Regions from separate parts of the Homo sapiens genome. Here region 1 is linked to region 2. A link is an interaction called in ENCODE POLR2A ChIA-PET data of the cell type or tissue named here. Cell type or tissue: MCF 10A. All regions are shown on one strand. Links, peaks and the distances in the headings refer to the core of each region. The heading gives the core; the rest is flanking DNA. Region 1 has its middle 14 kb from the start of PELI1. Region 2 overlaps PELI1 (pellino E3 ubiquitin protein ligase 1).

Region 1 (2,922 bases), core at 327-2,826, 51 kb before region 2:
GTTCGTTGCTGTGTCCATAGACCCTGCTGTTTGCCAGTAGTACCTGAAAGTGTGGACACCAGTAGAAAACTTGTGTTTGAATCCTGACGCTACTACTTTCTACTGTGTGATCTTGGCTAAATTAATCAACCTCTCTCCACCTCAGTTTTCTCATTTGTAAAATGAGGGGAGTCATAATACTTACCTCAGAGGATAAAATCAGTTGCTTGTGGAATTATCCCTCACACATAGTTAACACACAATAGATGTTAGAATCTGTAATGAATGGAAAATTTTTGTTGTTTCTAATCTTCTATGGCCCGAGGAATGAAATAATCAGGTTTCTTTCAATGAGTTTAAAACATAATAAATTTTTCTATTAATCAAGTTTCTGAGCTTCAGTATATAGCTTTTTAAACCTTTTCTTTTTTTTTTTTTTTAAAGCAGCTCAGAGGTTTTACTTTGACTTCTGGGTTAGTGAGTCCTATTTTGATTGCTGGATAAAGATCTCAAGGTAATTGGGATTTTTACCACATAGAACTGCGAGATAGCCTTTTTTTCTTTCTTTTCCTTTTTGTTCTGTTTTGTTTTGAGACAGTTTCCCTCTGCTGCCCAAGTGGGAGTGCAGTGGCATGATCATGGCTTACTGTAGCCTTGACCTCCCAGGCTCCAGCAATCCCCTCACCTCAGCCTCCCAACTAGCTAGGACTACAGGCATGTGCCACCACACCCAGTTAATTGTTTTTCTTTTTTTTTAGAGGCAGAGTCTCACCACATTGCCCAGGCTGATCTGGAACTCCTAGGCTCAAACAATCCTCCTACCTTGGCCTCCCAAAGTGCTGGGATTACAGGCGTGAGCCACCATGCCTGGCTCTTTTTCTTTTTTTCTTACTATATGATTGAACTCCATTTTTTTCTGTTCCACTTGTAAAGATAGATTTGCAGTTTTATGCTAAGCCAACCAGTTTGCCTGTGTTTCCATGTACAAATGTTTGCCTTTTATTCACGGATAGCCAACCGTATCAATAGCCAAGTCCATAGTTCACCATGTTATCAGTAAAGCCGTGATATTTATAAATCTTAACACCTAACTCATTTCATAATCTACTAAAACATCAAATATTTATATTATGTATTCCATTTCCTTGTGTCAATTATCACCTATTTATCTTCAACTACTAGCCCAGTCTAATCCTCTAGCTGAATAATCTGTTGGAATTTGGAAATGGAGAGTAAAAGATGAGGGTAAATAGCTATTGTTGAGTAGTGAATAGCAACAACTTTTTTAGGATAGCAAAATTATCTCATAAACGTTACATATTCATGGTTCTAATTGAACAATGAAATCTAGCAATTGAATAAACAAATGTTTTAACTGAATCTCAAATTACAAAAGGGCTTATTTTCTTATTTTGTATCAGTTTCACTGCTCTATACCTATAGAACAAGGTTTCTATGGTTCCTTTTTATGCTTATTTATCAAGACATAATATGACCATTGATTCCAACATTAGTAGCATTCTAATGGCAATTTTTTCTCTCTGTTGTGTCAAAAGTCATACATAAGCATATGTATCTATGCTGTCATTCTCTTCTGTTCCCTGGACATTTTTGGTTACCCAAGCAATCTAAGGGACTGCTTGAATTACACATTTGTTAGGGTTGGTTGGCCAGGATTTAGGTGTAGCATGCTAGAGACTAGAAATTCTAAAACTTTCCCACACAATGGAAGACAGCTTGGGGGTGAGGGAATTCTTGGCAGTATCAGACTTTCCCAGAAGGCATTTGGCATTTGCTCAGTGATTGCAACATAGCAGACACTTTTCCAAGGGGAAAGGTGAGATGCAATAATGACTGCCAGCTAAACACCATTCCCAAATCTTAACATTACACACAGTCACTAATCTGGCCCTTTGTTACCTCTCAAAGCTGTACATGGGGACCTGTCTTCAGAGTAATTTGACATGTTCTGATTTTATTATTAAGTATCAACTAACAATGGTCTGCAACCCCTAGCCCAGGCTGATACTCCAGTTGAATAATCTATAGGAATTTGGAAATGGAGAGTAAAAGATGAGGGTAAATAGTTATGGTTGAGAAATAAATAGCAACAAATTGCTCAAGATAGTAAAATAATGTCACAAGTGGTAATATATGATTGTAATAGAAGAATTAAATTTAGAAATTGAATAAACAAAACTTCAAGCTGAACCTGAATTTATGAAAGGGCTTAGTTTCTTATTTTATATCAATCCTACAACTTTTATGAACAAAACAAGTTTTTCACTGAATTCTGTTTTATTCTTATCAATCAGTAAAACTACTTCTGAATGATGGGGCTTTCTTGGATGTCTAGTCTTCTAAGAGAAAAAAAATCACTTCTCACAAATTTCCTAAATATTAAGTCTGGTCAGTGAGAAACTAAAATGTAGGTATATATCATAGTGATGATAATCTGATTAGCCAAGTTGTTTTCTTTAAAAATACATACTCGTGGGCTTTTCAACACCTTTTCTCCCTCCATATGAAGGGACTTTTTAAACCGTCTTCGTATAGTCTTTGAAATTCTTATATCCAGATAAAACTGGTGAGTGCAAGCAAAATATCCAATAAACAAAGAATTGAGACCCAGGCTATGGCTTAAGGCATGCTGTTATAAGTTCTCAATGTAAGAACATCTTAGGAGTGGGGATGATAGGAGAGCTTTATAGGAATTATGGTTTGAGGTTGGGAAGGAGACTGGATTCTGTCAGCATAGAGATGTAAGTATTGTGGTCAAGGATCCCAAGATAGTGGTAGGATAGCTCTATGACTTGACTCCAAGAAGTATCTTAGGTTGGGTATCTGAGCTAGAGGGAAATTTTAAGGGTGAGAGTGGAACAAAAGTCAGGTGACTTATTTTCTGTTGTCATCGTCAAAGAGAATAGTAGTAGAGGTTAGAGG
Region 2 (2,922 bases), core at 152-2,651:
TGAACTCATTGTCTTAGGGTAAGGTTTCTCCATTTGATGACACACACAGTTTAATAATATATGCTAACTTTGGCATCTAGGCTAAAAGTACTTTTTTTTTTGGAATTTATATCTTACCTGCTTCCAAAAAGAATTTAAAGCTACAGGTAATGTTACCAAATCAAGAAACTCTTTTACTTCTCATATTCATGCCATCTTTTAAAAGCACTCAAATATGACATAAGCTTTGTCTCACCCTTACCCACAGAAAGGGCAGAGTTTCTCAAAGATGAAATGGAAAGTCCGGGCATGGTGGCTCACGCCTGTAATCCCAGCACTTTGGGAGGCCAAGACAGGCAGATTACCTGAGGCCAGGAATTCGAGACCAGCCTGGCCAACATGGTGAAACCCCATCTCTACTAAAAACACAAAAATTAGCCGGGCGTGATGAGGCATGCCTGTAATCCCAGTTACTTGGGAGATTGAGGCAGGAAAATTGCTTGAACCCTGGAGGCAGAGGTTGCAGTGAGCTGAGATCGCGCCACTGCACTCCAGCCTGGGCAACAGAGTAAGACTCTGTCTCAAAAAAAAAAAAATGAAATGAAATGAAAAATGTTATTTATCCACTGTCACAGTCATTCCATTTGTCTTCCCTATCCCATGTTTTGCCTCAGCTGACTTTACCAAAAATTCCCTTTCCCTTCCCTGCTTTAAGTCATTTCATGTAGGTTAGTCTTCATTTATTCTTTTGCCTCTCTACAGTAGTTATTGCTTTGTGCTGTACATTTGGGTTAAAGGAGTTGTATATGTGTATGGTGACAGCATAATGCCTCTGAAGCCCAGGACCTAGCTACTTCTTAGCTCCTAACGTAATTTCATCCATGTAACTCACAGAAATAGAATCTGAAGATTGAGGAATAGATGATTCTGTTATTCCAAATTATTTCAATTTATTCCACTTAAACTTGCCATTAACTATCAAAATGGAGACACAGTATTAGCCTTTCCTAACTAGAGATCTCAGAAACTAGAAAATTGCTCATTTTAGGCCAGGTGCAGTAGCTTATACCTGTAATCCCAGCTTACAGGTGGGAGGCCTAGGTGGGCAGATCACCTGAGCTCAGGAGTTCGAGACCAGCCTGGCCAACATGGTGAAACCCCATCTTCACTAAAAATACAAAAATTAGCTGGGCATGATAGTGCATGTCTGTAATCCCAGCTACTTGGGAGGCTGGGGCAGGAGAATCACTTGAACCCAGGAGGAGGAGGTTGCAGTGAGCTGAGATCAGCGCCACTGCACTCCAACCTGGGCAACAGAGCAAGACTCCGTCTCGAAAAAAATGAGAAAAAAGAAAATTGCTAATTTTATTTTCCCCCTACTGTTTCCCTCCTTTTGCCTAAAAAGCAACTCTAGATATTGCGGTATGTTTGAGAGTCAGGTTGTTAAAGTGAGAATGCGTTGTTTCAGTTGAGATAGTAAGAGAAACTGGGGAAATCATATGGAGTTACTGAGCTTGACTGGATGTTAGGAATCCTAGAATCCGGTGCTTGTTCAGCACTGCTAGCTGTGTGACCTTGGGCAAGTCACTGAACCATCCTGGGCCTTAGTTTCCTTGTCTGTAAAAATGACAGATAAGATCATCTAAGGCCCTTTGAGACTTAAAATTCTTTTCTCAGAAACAAAGCTTTAAAAGATCATAAATTTAGCATAGTAACTACAGTATTAGAACTTCAAATCACATAGATTTTAATGGTATCAATGACAAACAGCTCTTAACTACCAAAAACTTTTCCAGATTAAATTCTTCTAGCAGGAAATTTGAGAGTCATTTGAAGAATAGTTTAATATTTAGCTTAGGGTTTTAAACCGCCAGTCTTAGCCTATGGGTTCCTCAGTTAATCATTAGCAACAGTAATTGTCTCTGTGTCTGGTACTTGGTGTCTTAAAATGCAGATAATTTTTCTTCTCAACCCTCTAGAAGTGAAGCTGGACAAGGTTTCATGCTGTTGCTGCTTAGAAAAGAGCTTTGAACTACAGGAACGCAATGTGGGACTAAAGAGCAAGATCCAGAAGTGGGATGAGTCATGCAACTCAGAGGACAGTAGTGAAGGGGCAGTGAGGAATCGACAGAGGGTCTGGGGGCAATACAAAGCCTAAAATAGCTAAAATAATTATTAGCTAAGGGGCTGTACTTTGGACTTACAGCAAGGCTAGCAACATTACCAAGGGCTTTCTCCAATACAAAGTATTTTATTTTTTATAAAGGGTCAATGTAGTTTCTATATATGGCAGTCATTGAGTAAACTCTCTTCTCAGCTTTAAAACATTCTTCCTTGCCAGCCACAATTACAGGCCATTTTATAATCACTTCCTCCTCCAGCCTCAAAACTGTCCCTGTTCCCTGCTTCCTTTCCCCCTAGATTGACCAACTACATATGGTAGATCATCAAACCCAAGATTTGTCAGGGGGCGGGGGCAGGGGAGGTGGACGGTGAATGAGGAAAGATTATTATTAAGCTACTGCTCATGCCTCAATGAAGCAGTAAAGAATGACATAACCACATGACAAACATACTTAAATTCAAATTCTGGCTTTGCCAGTGTCACTTCAGAATATAATTCTTCTGAGTCTGTTTCCTAATGTACAAAAATGGGGACAGTGATTTCAATCTAGTAGAATTTTTGCAAGGGTAGATTTAGTGAGGTGATGTGTATGGGATAGCATTCAATAGTGCCTGGTACATAGTAAACACCCAAATATTTTTATTTTGTTTTTAACTTGTTTCCATTGGTTTAGTACTTGCTTACCTTTAGGATGTATATGTGTGTGTGTGTGTATGTGTACATGTTATGGAGAAATGGTCATAAGATCTGAACAACAAAAGTATGTTTACTACTTAGCAAACATGTCTGTTGGACAGGTTCTGCTAACATAATGAGAG

What was found. ChIA-PET counts read pairs that join two places held together with the same protein. Peaks named below come from ENCODE experiments on the same cell type or tissue, not always from the same donor. Only the 100,000 strongest peaks of a DNase experiment are listed, where the experiment ranks them.
Region 1: POLR2A ChIA-PET joins it to region 2 with 5 read pairs; 16 of 35 experiments call an interaction of 5 or more read pairs at or near these places.

The regions. Positions count from the first base shown.
Region 1 is chr2:64,156,824-64,159,745 of GRCh38, reverse strand. No RefSeq gene overlaps it. Among named protein-coding and RNA genes, the nearest start is that of PELI1, 14 kb to the right of the region's middle. In MCF 10A, for the core only: no CTCF peak of the experiment used is centred there; a DNase peak (open chromatin) is centred at 1,755.
Region 2 is chr2:64,105,336-64,108,257 of GRCh38, reverse strand. PELI1 (pellino E3 ubiquitin protein ligase 1) reads left to right here. Exons shown (of 7, transcript NM_020651.4): 2 at 1-18. Among named protein-coding and RNA genes, the nearest start is that of PELI1, 38 kb to the left of the region's middle. In MCF 10A, for the core only: no CTCF peak of the experiment used is centred there; no DNase peak of the experiment used is centred there.